2 separate regions of the Homo sapiens genome follow, and region 2 is linked to region 1. A link is a loop called in an ENCODE intact Hi-C map of the cell type or tissue named here. Cell type or tissue: PC-3. All regions are shown on one strand.

Region 1 (8,000 bases):
GGGCCATAAAGAAAAGCAGCCCTGTAGCTTATCTGCTTCCTGTTTTTGTTTATATGTTCTGGACCATGAAGAAAGGCAGACATATGGCTTATTTGCTTTATCTCTTTGCTTTCCCCTGGTCCTACAAGCCTGACTCCTTTTCCCTAATTAGGACACCATGCCTATGATAAAGTTTAATTTATAAATTAGGCACTGTAAGAGATGAACAATGATAGCTAGTAATAAAATAGAATAATTGTGATAATATACTGCAATAAAAGTTATGTAAATGTGGTTTCTCTCTCTGTGTCAAAATATTGCATTGTACCCTACTCACCTATTTTCAGACTGTGATTGACCTTGGGTAACTGAAACCTCTAAAAGCAAAACTGCAGTTAAGGAGGAACTACTGTATAGGTACAATGTGGCAGATTTCTAGAGCTTATTCATCTGGCTTTACTGAAACTTGATGCCTGTTGTTAGTACCGTTCCATTTCTCCTCCCCCCAGTGGCTGGCAACTACCATTCCACTCTTTGATTCTATGAATTTGACTGTTTTAGATACCTCATGTAAGTGGAATCATACAGTACTTGTCTTTCTGTGACTGGCTTATTTCACTCAGCACAATGTCCTTAAGCTTAGTCCATATTGTCGCATGAGGCAGGATTTCCTTCTTTGTTAAGGCTGAAGGATATTCTGTTGTGTATATATACCACATTTTTATTTATTTGTTCATCTGCAGATGAACATTTAGGCTGTTTCCACATCTTCACAATATAACGTCAAAAGCATAGGCAACAAAACTAAAAAATAAGTAAGTGAAACTACAATGAACTAAAAAGCTTCTGCAGAGTAAAGAAAATCAGCAGAGTGAAAAGGCAATCCGTGAAGTGGGAGAAAATATTTGCAAACTATTTGATAAGGGGTTAAACCCCAATATATATAAGGAACTCCTACAACTCAATACTAAAAAAACAAAAACAAAAACAAAAACAGAAAAAAACTAGCTTATATAGCTCTGATCTCCATGGAGTGGCTGTTGTAGGATGGTCTGCAGGGCTGACTTGAGGAATGTCATAGGCAGCTCTACCAGGCACTGCAGAGTCACAGCTAAGGCTGGCTGGCTGGGACTTGGATGCATCTACACTTACCTAAACAAGCTGTTTCAAAGTCTCTCACTGGGCATCCCTTCAGCAGCGAGGCTGTAAATCCTGCATGGGAAATGCTAGACCAGGGCCACAGCCTTGCCTACAATCTGCAGTCACTTCACAAGGAAAGGAAAGTCAGGACCCAAGAATCAGACTGGGGCTTGCACAGCCAGAATGAAACCTCTCTAAATGAGTTACTGTTGTCCAGCTCCTTGGGAATTTTTTATGCTGAAAGAAAAGAAAACCCCAAGCTTATGTTCCAAAAGAGATTTTTGGTTTATTTGGATGATAAGATAAAAAGTGAGTTGCAGCCTAAAGGAAACAAAATAGCCTTCTAGTTTTTTTTTTTTTTTTGAGACGGAATTTTGTTCTTGTTGCCCAGGCTGGAAGTGCAACAGCGCGATCTCAGCTCACCGCAACCTCCGCCTCCTGGGTTCAAGCGATTCTCCTGCCTCACTGCCCGAGTAGCTGGGATTACAGGCATGCGCCATCATGTCCAGCTAATTTTGTGTTTTTAGTAGAGACGGGGTTTCTCCATGTTGGTCAGGCTGGCCTCGAACTCCCAACCTCAGGTGATCTGCCCGCCTCGGCCTCCCAAAGTGCTGGGATTACAGGCGTGAGCCACCGCGCCCGACATCCTTCTAGTTGTTTTTAAGGTGCATGCAATTCAGCAGGGCCAGCTGAAGGCTGCATGCATTCTGCTGTGGAAATAGTTTAAATACTCTATTTAAAGTAATGTAATGCAGCATGATATAAAAATTTTAAGTCTCACTGTAAGGAAGTGACTTGTAAACTGTTCTCAATTGCTGCCTAGCATCTGAGAGTGCCCCTTCAGTTAGCAAACTGTAATCCTCTTCATTCTCCATGTCAGGAGAACCATGGTTGTTCAAAGACATCTGAAATTCTGTGAGTGAGGTTAGTATTTATTAGATTGTTATTCTAATATTGACTGTTACTATAATTTGAAAGATTTTACAAATCTTATAAAAATGTCATTCAAGTGATGATGTTGCTAAAACTGGACGGAAAAAAAACGCAACTATAAATCAGAAAGTCCAGCATAAAATTTAGATAGGAGAAAATGGTATGAATAAGGCAAATTATTACTGTACTATTAATTTAGGAGACTGCCTATTAATTTAGGAGACTATAGGAAAAATTAAAAATAGTGCTAAAAAATGAAAAGCAACATGAAAGCAAAAATGTGCTCCAATAGTGATAGGTTTTTGTACTCCCAGAATTCATCTCTCATACTCTTTATTTATTCCTATGGAAAAATGAATCTTGAATTATGAGAGATCTCCAAAAACTTGTTCTTTGAAGAAAAATGACCCTCTCTGTATGACACCATTTAGTTCACAAGAATCAAATTGTATGGCAATGCCAGTTGTTTATGTTGAAGAGCTAGAACTTGAGCAAACATCTCATAACTGTAGGGCAGGTAGTTTATCCTGAAAAATCATAGCAAGCATAAGGTAATTCATCCTTAGACATTATGGCAAGATAAAAGATGATATGTGTGTGGAATCTGCTTGTACATAGGAATAGATCTATGAAGTGATGCTGATTGAACACAATTAGAATTGAAAATAATATGCACAGTTATTATAGCTATGGAAAAATATAAACTTGCCTACTGATAAAGATAGAGACAATGTGAACTGATGTAAAAGGTTAGATATACAATGTAAATGTGTATTCACTGGATTCTCATTTCATTTGCTGTATAGTTGTTTGTGTGATTAATAAAAGCAAATTGGAGTGGCTGCCAGGGCTGGAAAAGGAAAGGGAGAGAGAATGAATAGGTGGAGCACAGAGGATTTTTAGGGCGGTGAAATTACTCTGTGTGATATTGTAATGGTAGAAACATGCCATCATACATTTATTCAAACCCATAGAATATACACCACAACGAGTGGACCCTAATGTAAACTATGGACTTTAGTTAATAATAATGATCAATATTGGCTCATCAAGTTTTTAACAATTGTACCACACTAATGCAAGATGTTAATAAGAGAAATTGGGGGACAGGGTAGGGAGCAGAGGTATATATGGGAATTCTATATTTTTTGCTAAATTTTTCTGTAAACCTAAAATGCTAAAAAAGAAAAGAAAGCCTATTAATTTTTTTACAAAAATAAATTAGTGGAAGAAGAGACTGCTGCAGGATAGATTCTTGGGGAAATCTTGACTCATCCACACAAATCAGGTTAAAACATGCTTGAAGTTTATTTTGCATGAAGCAGCATTATTTATTTTGCAAAGGCAATAAGGAATAAGAACTAAATGAGAGCAATAAAAATACCTCGCACCCATTGCCAAAATAAACTTTCTCATTTGGTTGACTGTCATGAACATTAAATCTATCCAGATGAATCTATTTCACTCTTTATAGGCAAAGTTCCAAATCTCCCTAGGCTTATTTATTAAGTAAACACTGTATCTTAGCAATTCTCACTACAGGATTCACCATATTAACAAACATATATGAAGGTGTTTAACAAAGTGCTTTATTGTTAGTATCTTGTTGATCAGCAATAACACATTTCATTTTGTTCTGAGAACATACAGGTTTTGCTCAGGCAGAGAACCAAGTCTTCAACTCCCTCTCTGTGGTGGGAGTTTGGCTAATCCAGGAGAACTCAAACTGGCTCTCCACAATCAGACTCCAACCTCCTCCAGCCCAAGAGCCACCTACATCCTTCTCCCTCATGCCGCACACTGCCTTCTCTGCCTTGAATCATGGCCATAAACTCAGGTGTATGAAAAGCATGACTTTATTCTCCATAACTCAGCTTGCTTTCTGACTTTGAGCCTTTTTACCCCCAACTCGGCTGGTGGAAAAACAGTCTCGCACCTTTCTGAATTTTCAGGTGCTAAGATGTTGAGTGGTGGGGCTGGAGGGCTGGGGTTAGGGGATAATGGGAGGGAAGGCAGATTGGGATGGTCCTCTGGGCCCTGGTCCACACGGGTTACTGCTAGGATGTGTTCTTTTCCTCCATATGTTCCCTTTGGGTCCTCCAGCTTCCTGCTGCCTTTCTAGCCTGCCCAGGATGCAGGAGCCTTTGATGAGGCTCCTTTAATTCTTTCTACTTAGACATAGCCATTTTCTCTCTAGGGCTTTCTTTCCTAAATAGTGACCATGTTGCAAAGCCAGGCATGATCCTTTCTGCTCCTAGAACCCACAGCCTCTCCTTTTTTCTTTTTACCCCCACCCATGGAAAACTCTTTCCAGTCTGGGGATGACACAGCTTCTTTTTCTTTAATCTCCTCCACAATGCCCCACCTCTTGGATTCCCTAAGGGTGTAAGCTTTTGGAACAAGGAGCAAAAAAACACTTTCAAGCTTTATCTGTGTTCTCCCTTGCTACATTCCTTCCCCAAGGCAATGAGGCCAAGAGCCTTCTCTAAGGAAGGGAGAGGAGCCCTAGAGAGAGAAAAAGAAAGAAATCCACATTTCAAAGTATTATTTGGCCATGATATGGTTTGGCTGTGTCCCCACTCAAATCTCAACTTGAATTCTCCCAGAATTCCAATGTGTTGTGGGAGGGACTGAGAAGGAGGTAACGGAATCATGGGGGCTGGTCTTTCCTATGCTATTATCATGATAGTCTATAAGTCTCAAGAGATCTGATGGGTTTATTGGGGGTCTCCACTTTTCCTTCCTCCTCATTTTTTCTCTTGCCACTGCCATGTAAGAAGTGCCTTTCACCTCCCACCATGATTCTGAGGCCTCCCCACTCATGTGGAACTGTAAGTCCAATTAAACCTCTTTTTCTTCCCAGTTTCATGTATGTTTTTATCAGCAGCATGAAAACAGACTAATACAGTAAATTGGTACCAGTAGAGTGGGGCACTGCTGAAACGATACCCAAAAATGTGGAAGAAACTTTGGAACTGGGTAACAGGCAGAGGCTGGAACAGTTTGGAGGGCTCAGAAGAAGCCAGGAAAATGTGGGAAAGTTTGGACTTCCTAGAGACTTGTTGAATGGCTTTGACAAAAAATCGATAATGATATGGACAATGAAATCCAGGCTGAAGTTGTCTCAGATGGAGATGAGGAACTTGTTGGGAACTGGAGCAAAGGCGACTCTTGTTATGTTTTAGCAAAGAGACTGGCAGCATTTTGCTCCTGCCTTAGAGATTTGTGGAAATTTGAACTTGAGAGAGATGATTTAGAGCATCTGGCAGAAGAAATTTCTAAGCAGCAAAGCATTCAAAAGTTGACTTGGGTGCTGTTAAAAGCATTCTGTTTTAAAAGGGAAAAAAAGAACATGAGGGTTTCAAAAATTTGCAGCCTATGATGCAGTAGAAAAGAAAAGCCCATTTTTTGAGGAGAAATTCAAGCCAGCTGCAGAAATTTGCATAACTAGCAAGGATCCTAATGTTAATCCCCAAGACCATGGGGAAAATGTCTCCAGGCCATTTCAGGGACCTTCATGGCAGCCCCTCCCATCACAGGCCTGGAGGCCTAGGAGGAAAAAGTGGTTTTGTGGGCCAGGCCCAGGGTCCCCATGCTATGTTCAGCCTAGGGACTTGGTGCTCTGTGTCCCATCTGCTCCAGCCTTGGCTGAAAAGGGCCAACACAGAGCTCGAGCTGTGGCTTCAGAGGGTGGAAGCTTCAAGCCTTGGCAGCTTCCACTTGGTGTTGAGCCTGCGGGTGCACAGAAGTCAAGAATTGAGGTTTGGGAACCTCCACTTAGATTTCAGAAGATGTATGGAAATACTTGGATGTCCAGGCAAAAGTTTGCTGCAGGGCGGGGCCCTCATGGAGAACCTCTTCTAGGGCAGTGTGGAAGGGAAATGTGGGGTCAGAGCCCCCACACAGAGTCCCTACTGGGGCACTGCCTAGTGGAGCTGAGAGAAGAGGGTCACTGTCCTCCAGACCCCAGAATGGTAGATCCACCAACAGCTTGTACTGTGCACCTGGAAAAGCTGCAGACATTCAATGCAAGCCTGTGAAAGCAGCCAGGAGGGAGGCTCTACCCTGCAAAGCCACAGGGGTACAGCTGCTCAAGACCATGGGAACCCATCTCTTGTGGGTGACCTGGATGTGAGACCTGGAGTCAAAGGAGATCATTTAGGATCTTTAAAATTTGACTGCCCTGCTGGGTTTCAGACTTATATGGGGCCTGCTACCCCTTTGGTTTGGCCAATTTCTCCCATTTGGCATGACTGTATGTACACAATACCTGTACTCCCATTGTATCTAGGAAGTAACTAGCTTGCTTTTGATTTTACAGGCTCATAGGAGGAAGGGATTTGCCTTGTTTCAAATGAGACTTTGTACTGTGCACTTTGGGTTAATGCTGAAATGAGTTAAGACTTTGGGGGACTGTTGGGAAGGCATGATTGGTTTTGAAATGTGAGCACATGAGATTTGGAGGGGCCAGGGGCGGAATGATATGGTTTGGCTATGTTCCCACCCAAATCTCAACTTGAATTGTATCTCCCAGAATTCCCACAGGTTATGGGAGGATCCAGGGGGAGGTAATTGAATCATGGGGGCCAGTCTTTCCCGTGCTATTCTCATGATAGTGAATAAGTGTCACAAGATCTGATGGGTTTATCAGGGGTTTCCACTTTTGCTTTTTCCTCATCTTCCTCTTGCTGCTGCCATGTAAGAAGTGCCTTTCACCTCCCGCCATGATTCTGAGGCCTCCCCAGCCATGTGGAAATGTAAGTCAAATTAAACCTCCTTTTCTTCCCAATTTCAGTATATCTTTATCAGCAGCATGAAAACGGACTAATACAGGCCATGTATTTTATTTGTATGTAGTTCTTATCTCCCCTAGTAAAATTTCAGCTTCCAGATAGCCGGAGTTATTTCTCAACAGAGTGAAGTCAGAAGGTGTGTTTCCCAGACAATCTCCAGGGTTTCTCCAAGAAGCTTTCAAGAAAGCCCTGTGGCTACCCTGTGGGTTGGCCACACTGGTCCCTGCTGCTAAGTGGTAAGACTTCCCTTCCCAGCCGATGCCAACCATCACATATGTGGTCACCTTTGGAGACATTGGATACCTCTCAACACAGTTCAGCTGAGAGGAAACTGAAGGAATGAGACATAGGACAGATAAGTTTCAATGGAAGAAGATGAAGATAAGGAAAAGAAAAGGCCATAGCCTCCCATGGGTGACTGGGATGAGAAATAAAATATGAAAGTGAAATTGCCTTTGTAAAAATTATAACAGAAAAACATGACAGTAAAAGAGATCTGACCTAACCAAGTCCATCTTGGCCTTAACCTCCAAACTGTCCTTGGTCATTCCTGGGCATGGGCCAAGCTAATTTTTGGAGAAATTTAGCTTATAGTGTAACCTTAAAGCAAGGATAATAATAGCCCTTCCCAAAACTAAACTAAAGTCTGCAAAGTTAGGATTACAAGAGGGGCTTGAATTCTGCTAAGATGTATGCATAGTTAAATGATAACCTGCCATTGTTCCAGAGGTTACAAGATTTGTAACTTCCCCAATTACTCCTGTAAATGACATCAGTATTGTAGAACATAAGATTTGCTTTTTGAGTTGTCTTTTCTGACTTTTCCATTTCTCACAACCTGATGAGTCCACTCATGACTCAACTAGTCCTGTGGCTCCTCCCCAAAAGCGGACTCAGGGCAGAAGGACTATTTCCACACCCTATGAGTGCATCCCCAACCAATCAGCAGCACCCATTCCCTAGCCCCCACCACCAAACTATCTTTAAAAAATCCTAGCCTCCAAATTTTCAAGGAGGCTGATTTGAGTAATAATAAATCTCCAGCCTTCTGGTTAGCTGGCTCTACATGTATTAAACTCTTTCTCTGTTGCAATTTCTGTCCCAATAAATTGGCTCTGTCTGGGCAGCCAGCAAGATGAACCCATTGGATGGTTA
Region 2 (8,000 bases), 120 kb after region 1:
CAGTGTGAAAATCCTCCTCCTGTCTGAGGTCTGACAAAGCAGAAGAGAAACTTGAGATCCTATCACTGATCTCACCACATCTGGAATGAAGATCAGGGCCTCAGACATTTAAATGAAAAGTCCAGATTTTCTTCCCAGCCTCCTCCCACCACACAACTGAAGTTAAGCAACAGGCATGCAACGGGTGGATGGCACATTCATCATTTTCTTCATTTACCAAAGCCACAATTAACTTTAATTAAAACTCACCCATCTGCTCCCCATTACCCCACCCCCACCTACAGAGGAAAACCCAGCTCACTCTCTACCTGTAACCCAGAAAAACAGAAACTGTTTTATGGGAGTGCATGGACCCAGAGCCTGTTTATGGAGTAATCATCTGTGTTCTGATCCCTCATTACACTGGACGGAGCCACTGGGCAAGAAAAACAGGTTGACATCTGAAAGAGATGCTGGGAAGCCTGAGATTCTGGTCTGTTTTCCTTCCCACTAAAGGATTGTCTTTCCCAGGTCCTTAAAGCATTCCTGGTTCCCACTCTACTTCTTTCTTTTCTTTCATTGGTTACACGAATATTTCTTGAGCTGTTAATATATGTCGGGCAAAGAGTTCTTGTACAAATCTTTTCTGGTGTGGTGGAATGAAAGAGCATGAATTGTAAAGTTGGACAACCTCAGTTTGGGGTCCAAAAAGTTTCGCTTTCCTGGAGCAAGTTATTTTACTTCTCAAAATGTTGGTATCTACTTTGGCAACCTACAGGCTGCTTTGAGCATTGACTATGACAATGAATATGAATGCTTTGTAAATTATAAAGTGCTTCAAAATGATGGCTGTTTTTTGAGGCTATTGCATTGGTTTGTACATGGATCTGCCTGTGGTCACTCACAACCTATGTATTGCTAAGGGAAGCTATTGGAGATCAAGTTTTACATTCATGTGCCCCATGCAACACCCCTTGAGCAGCCCTAACAATATGTTCCTATAGCCATGTGATTTTATACAATTTGGAAAATAAAAGTATTTTAACAGCATTTGTTTAAGATCACTGTCTTTCCTCTCTGACCTTCTCACCATCAGCGTTCTATTCAGTAGTGATGAGTTGGTGGCAGGCATTTTTGGCATCTGACTAAGGACAACTTGAGTTGGGGATACATGAAGTTTGGATTGAGTGGCATATATTTATGTGGTTTGCAGTCGCTTTTATGTTTAGTTAGGCTATTACCAGCCCTCTTGGTGTAGGAATGACTTCCAGAAATATTCCTAATCCCATTGAGCCAACTCATCTAGTGTCATAACACCAAAGTGCAGAGCCAAGGGTCAAATTGTGGTATGAACGTGTCCAACGGTGCCCACCACCAGAAATATATGTAAGTAATGGAGGGAAAATACAGTTTGAAATGTCTGGAGCCAAAAGCTAGTCTTCAGAAAATGCTTCCAATCATCAGAGGTATACAGTTTTAAATGGAAGATTCAGTTCTCATTGATACCTGGTTAAAACAAAAGTTTGCTACTATCAGAAATATACTTGATAGGAGAGTGTACACAATTATTAACACATAATACACATATATATTTTGATGGGAATGTCACAAAATAGGATTGGTCACAATTCCTGGATTTGTAGGGCATAAACTGTAGCAGTATCACCAACAGCAAGCCCATCTGTGTGGGAAGTCCCACATTTTATGCATCCAATCAGATCACATCACCTCTTAGCACATCTGATGCTCTTGGGCTGACGAGGTCTGTTCATTGACGAAAAGGCACACAACATTGACACAGAAATGGCAAAATGGCCTGAGGAGTTTTCTTATGTCAAAACTCCTATACATATTCATTAATAAATCAATGTAAGTAATAGTAATTTGATTACATAATTATAATTAGATTAATAATTATAATATAGTTCAACACAAGTACAATTTAAAATTGCTCTTCTGAGGCTGGGCCCAGTGGATCACGCCTCTAATCCCAGCACTTTGGGAGGCTGAAGTGGGCAGATCACTTAAGGTCAGGAGTTCAAGACCAGCCTGGCCAACATGGTGAAACCCCATCTCTACTAGAAAATACAAAAATTAGCCGGGGAGGCTGTGGTGGGCAGATCACTTGAGGTCAGGAGTTCAAGACCAGGCTGGGCAACACAGTGAAACCCCGTTTCTACTAAAAATACAAAAACTAGCCAGACATGGTGGTGGGTGCCTGACATCCCAGCTACTCAGGAGGCCGAGGCAGGAGAATTGTCGGAACCCAGGAGGCGGAGGTTGCAGTGGGCCAAGATCACGCCATTGCACTGCAGCCTGGGCAACAACAGCAAAACTCCATCTCAAAAAAAAAAAAAAAACAAGTGCTCTTCTGTATATTTTAATTTCAGATTAGTTTTATATATTTTTAAGAATTATTAATCATATAAAAATTACCAAAAAATTTATAGAGGTGTGTTGGACAGATAATGAATAAAAATATTAGTTTTTAAAAATGTGTTGATGTTTGTAATATCTGCCAGCATTTCTACATTTGAAAAATTACTATTATTACTTCACTTATTCCAAATGAATATTTATTTTGAATAAATAATAAATATTTGTGTATTATTTATTAATAGTAAATATTTATTAAGTAATAAATATTCATTATTTATACATACTTAATTTTATATCTTTTTTTCTTAAAGAGAATCCCCAAATTGTTTAAGCCCCAGGCCCTTCAAAGCCTGGATCCACTCCTGCTTGTATTTGGTGCTAAATATGGTTGCTCTGCCCCACTTTGCTGTAGACATGAGTCGAGGATCCATGCCCTACTCACTGCTCCACCCTCCACCATAAGCTCTAAAATCCAAGAATACACATTGCAGGTCCCAGCACCTGCCACCCAAGAGAAGAGACTGGGCATCCCAGAATCTGCCTAGGCAAATGTATTAGTCTGTTCTTACACTGCTAATAAAGACATACCTGAGACTGGGTGATTTATAAAGAAAAAGAGATTTAATGGACTCACAGTTCCACATGGCTGGGGAGGCCTCACAATCATAGCAGAAGGCAAAGGAGGAGCAAAGGCAGTTGTTACATGGCAGCAGGCAAGAAAGCATGTGCAGGGGAACCGCCCTTTATCAAACTATCAGATCTCGTGAGACTTACTCACTATCACGAGAACAGCACGGGAAAACCCGCCCCCATGATTCAATTACTTCCCACCGGGTCCCTTCCAGGACACATGGGGATTATGGGAGCTACAATTCAAGACGAGATTTGGGTAGGGACACAGCCAAACTGTATCAGCAGAGATTCTCATTAATGGGTTCTGAGCATTAGGGCTAGTATAGGAAGCCAAAAGAGGGTAAGGAAGCAAGAAAACTGCAGAGATTACCAAGCACATTCCTGTCAGATAAAAACCACACAGTGCCAGCTCACAATGAAGATATTAAAAGACTATTTACACATCTCCACCCGGAGTATTAGTTCAAGCAGCAATAACTAACCATAAGGAAATATCTCTGTGGTGGAGAATGTTAGTTGTCCACCAAAATCTATCTCCTTTTCTTCCAGAAATGTAGAGTTTAAGCCAGGCCATGGATACTTAACTAGAGATTCCACTTCCCAGCCTCCTTAGTGGCTGGCTGTGGACACATAACTAAGTTCACCAATGGAATGTGAGCCAGAAATGTGTGTGACTTGTGCCTGGCTTGCTTTTAAAAAGAAATTGCTTCCTTTGTCTTTTTCCCTTTTACCTCTCTGTGATGTAAAGTGATGACTTCCCAGTCATCTTCAAACACATGGATGAGGCTGGGTGCAGTGGCTCACACCTGCCCAGCACTTTGGGAGGCCAAGGCGGGTGGATCACCTGAGGTCAGGAGTTCAAGACCAGCTTGAACAACATGGTGAAAACCCATCTCTACTAAAAGTACAAAAATTAGCTGTGCATGGTGGTGCATGCCTATAATCCCAGCTACTCAGGAGGCTGAGACACAAGAATCACTTGAACCCGGGAGGCAGAGGTTGCAGTGAGCCAAGATCACACCACTGCACTCTAGCCTGGGTGACAGAGTGAGACTCTGTCAAACACACACACACACACACACACACACAAACACACACACACAGAGATGAGAACAATGCACAGAAATGCACAGAGCCAGAAATTCCCAAACTTCTCAGTTCACAGCACCCTTAGTGTCTCAGTAATTTTATCACAGTGCTCCCTGGCCAAAAGAAGTACCCAACAGTTCTGTGTATTGAGTAGTTTTATCCAAACAACCTAATAAGTTCGTGTATCCTAACAACTTAATGTCAAAAACTGTGAGGGGTCTGAGATTTCATCCTACTTGTAAACTAGCAAGTTAGTCTGCCACAGTTTTATGGATGCTGGCAGAAGACACAAGACTCCTGGGTCAGAAACTAAGGAATTTATTACTCTTGGCAGTAGCAATAGCCAGAGTGTCCTCATTAGCTCTGCTTTTCTGAGCCCTGATTCCTACAGTGCTATATGAAGAGGGACATATGGCACCTGCAGACACAGTGGGTTGTATTATAGGAGAGGTAGCCTGAATCTCAGGTTACCAAGCTTTGGTAATATGAATCTTTTATAATCAGCAGTAAGCCTGCCTGATCTTTGCCCTGGAGGGAGACATTATCTTTATTACTAGACAGTAAACAGACCTGCTCTTTACTCCAGAGGAAGTTGCTATCTCTGCCTCCCGAGGCTATTAGCTACACAAACATCTTGAAAATATAGTCTGGATCAAAGGCAGCTAGGGCCTTTGCTTATGACATGTGCAAGCCCATGAGAAATCCATGGAGAATTGTCTCCCAACACTTAGTAGTCATTTGCAAAAATAATTTACATAAATTGAAATAAAAACATTTTATTTTACTTTTAAACAACTGCAATTACTTTGTAATGGGAATGTGCACCTGTTGGGCACTGTACAAGTCCTCAGACCTTGGATTCACATTGGACACTGCCACCTTTATTACTGTTTCACACTGATTTTCTCATAATACTTACTTTTTGTCATAGCAACCACCAAAGACCTAGCTTTACAAAAACACGATGTCATCAAAAGGAAAGTAGTGCTAACTAAAGTTGATACTGTGAACTACCTAGTAGCTAGTAGTTTTTGTGGCATGTCAGATGTTGAGGATCACTGTGTCTTTGTTAAAAATTTGAAACATTCCATGGTGCCCCTAGCAGTTCACTGAAGCTCCCTGGGACAAGTTGGTACACAGTTTAGGAACTGCAGCCCTAAGCAATGGTGGAAGAAGCAATTGATCCTGAATGGCCTCATAAGTAGAGCTGTCTTGATAGCCTAGACTAATCAAATTGTTATATCAAAGAGAAATACATTTTTATCCTTTTTAAGTCTCTGAATTTTTGAGTCTCTTTTTTGCAGTAGCATAGCCTTTATCCTAACCAATGCAATCTCCTACATAATTTTGGCTGAGCCATACGATGTAGTTTTTCGTGATATATGTTCTCACATTGTGGGAAAAAATGTTTCCTATGTATTTCTTTTGTCTCTTCAACCTCAGTCATCACCTCAATCAACATTTATTGAGTCCCTGCTATGCTCTGGCACTGGGCTAAGCATCCTTCCAAGATCTAAATCCACTTCTATGTCACTGAGAACTAAAAATAAAATCCTAAGCCCTCAACCAACTGAACAGACCCCCTCTTGGCCAAGGGGACCCCAGAGAAACCTTAAAAACTTGAGTTCCCAGCCATGATGGGACAGGAGGCCAGATGGGCCTCATTGTGCTCCCCTCTTCGTGTAGTTTAGACACCACAGCTGACCAGCATTAATGTTAAATTCGAGATCATAAGACTCACAGAATAGACTCTTTGTGGCAATAAGATACCAAAGTATAAACAGGACCTAAGGCCATGCCAGAGAAAGGTTAAGTCACACACCCCTTACACTTAAAGAATAAACTATGTTTTGACTGCCACGGGACTTTTCTTTTTCTCTATCAGCTAAGCAAGTACTGTCCTTGAGATAAGCAATATTAAAAAAATTCAACTCCCTCACTGCCAGATGCTAAATGACCACCCCCCCACACACACACCCGTTTTACAAGCCACAACTACAGCTTTGATTGGACAATACACTAATTTCAGTAACTTTCTCCTGATAAGAGACTACTGACTGTGGACTGGTTCTAGCTGGTTTACAGAGGCTGGTCACTGAGTGCCTTCATGTCCCTGCTTCACCTTTTGATGCAGAGGGTCTAATTGTAATGCATTTAAATGTTGTCTTCTCATTTGTTAAAAGTGAACATGGATCTTATGTAACATATATGTTTATTTGGTAAACATGCATTATGATCTCCTCCATGAATATTCATAGCTCCTCCTGTAACCTGGTGAATACATATACCTGGCCAACACATTCAGCATAAATCCCTGTTCCACCCTCCCCTTCCTTGAAGTGCTTGCTAACAATCTCTGCCAGAGGCTACACTTTGCAGCCTGTGAGGACAGCCACCTTACGGGCTGTAACCCTTTATAGAAAATGTGGCACATGTACACCATGGAATACTATGCAGCCATAAAAAATGGTGAGTTCATGTCCTTTGTAGGGACATGGATGAAATTGGAAATCATCATTCTCAGTAAACTATCGCAAGAACAAAAAACCAAACACCGCATATTCTCACTCATAGGTGGGAATTGAACAATGAGAACACATGGACACAGGAAGGGGGACATCACACTCTGAGGACTGTTGTGAGGTGGGGGGAGGGGGGAGGGATAGCATTAGGAGATATACCTAATGCTAGATGACGAGTTAGTGGGTGCAGCGCACCAGCATGGCACATGTATACATATGTAACAAACCTGCACATTGTGCACATGTACCCTAAAACTTAAAGTATAATAATAATAAATTTAAAAAAAAAAAAAGTCTTTTTTCTGACCAGGTGCAGTGGCTCACACCTATAATCCCAGTACTTTGGGAGGCCGAGGCGGGTAAACCACTTGAGCCAGGAGTTCAAGACCAGCCTGGCCAACGTGGTGAAACCCCATCTCTACTAAAAATACAAAAATTAGCCAGACATGGTGGTGGGTGCCTGTAATCCCAGCCACTCAGGAGGCTGAGGCACAAGAATCATTTGAACCTGGGAGGTGGAGGTTTCAGTGAGTCAAGATCGCACCACTGCACTCCAGCCTGAGTGACAGAGTAAGACTCTGTCTCTGGAAAAAAAAAAAAAGAATTTTTTCTAAATGTATAAATTATGTGATTCTTTAGTTGACATTACTCGGTCTCCTCAGCTGCAGGCTCAGTCACTCTTGATCCTTAAACCAATTCTAAGCAAGTCCCTTACCCATTTACCTAGTTGGGTCTGGAAGTAACATTGGTGCCTTACTCCCAGGAGTAGCTGGTGTGCCCAGAGATGAGTTCCTGGGAATGCAAGTAAAATGAAGCCTCTGCCCTCCACTTATCCCCCTCAACCCCCTCAACATCACTAGTTTCCCAAGTTCCTGTACAAGGCTTCTCTCTCTATGACCTAGACATAGTCCCCTGCTGGGACTGAAGCTCCAGCTCACTCAGCTGGGACTAGGCATGTGACATCCTCTTGCCATTTCCCTCTCCCTAGGGGCTGGCACCATTCCTCCTTAGCCCCAGAAGCAGTCAGAATACTTGGAATCTGAACACCAGCACCCATTGAAGGTCAAGTGTTTCCAATGCTCAGTGGCTTCAGTTGCCCGCATCACTTATTGCATCAGATTCCCACGATTCAAATACAAACTTGCCATATGACTTTGGAAACGATTGTCCAAACTGCTGTCTGGAGGACAGCCCTTCGGCTGGATGAGTTTGCCAGCCCCATCCCGGCATTTCTCATGAGGTTATGAGTGTTTAGTTCAAGTCTGCCTTGCCCTGAAGCCTCTACGTTCCTTCTGGCATCTGCTGCTCTCTGGACAATTCCAGCACCAAAACCTGGATCACAAACTTTAGCGCTTACTCTCCTATCTGCTGATTATTTCTATGATATTCTTAACTTCC

Evidence for each region. A loop is a pair of places that touch in the nucleus more often than their neighbours do. Peaks named below come from ENCODE experiments on the same cell type or tissue, not always from the same donor. Only the 100,000 strongest peaks of a DNase experiment are listed, where the experiment ranks them.
Region 2: it touches region 1 in a loop (8-fold over the local background); 1 of 110 quality-filtered maps calls a loop at or near these places.

Annotation. Positions count from the first base shown.
Region 1 is chr4:56,618,921-56,626,920 of GRCh38, forward strand. It overlaps a transcript of SPMAP2L not described here. Among named protein-coding and RNA genes, the nearest start is that of HOPX, 58 kb to the right of the region's middle. RefSeq lists a silencer at 294-383. In PC-3, a CTCF peak has its summit at 515 (motif pointing left); a DNase peak (open chromatin) is centred at 491; H3K27ac peaks cover 974 bases.
Region 2 is chr4:56,739,183-56,747,182 of GRCh38, forward strand. No RefSeq gene overlaps it. Among named protein-coding and RNA genes, the nearest start is that of CHAER1, 39 kb to the left of the region's middle. In PC-3, no CTCF peak of the experiment used is centred here; no DNase peak of the experiment used is centred here; H3K27ac peaks cover 263 bases.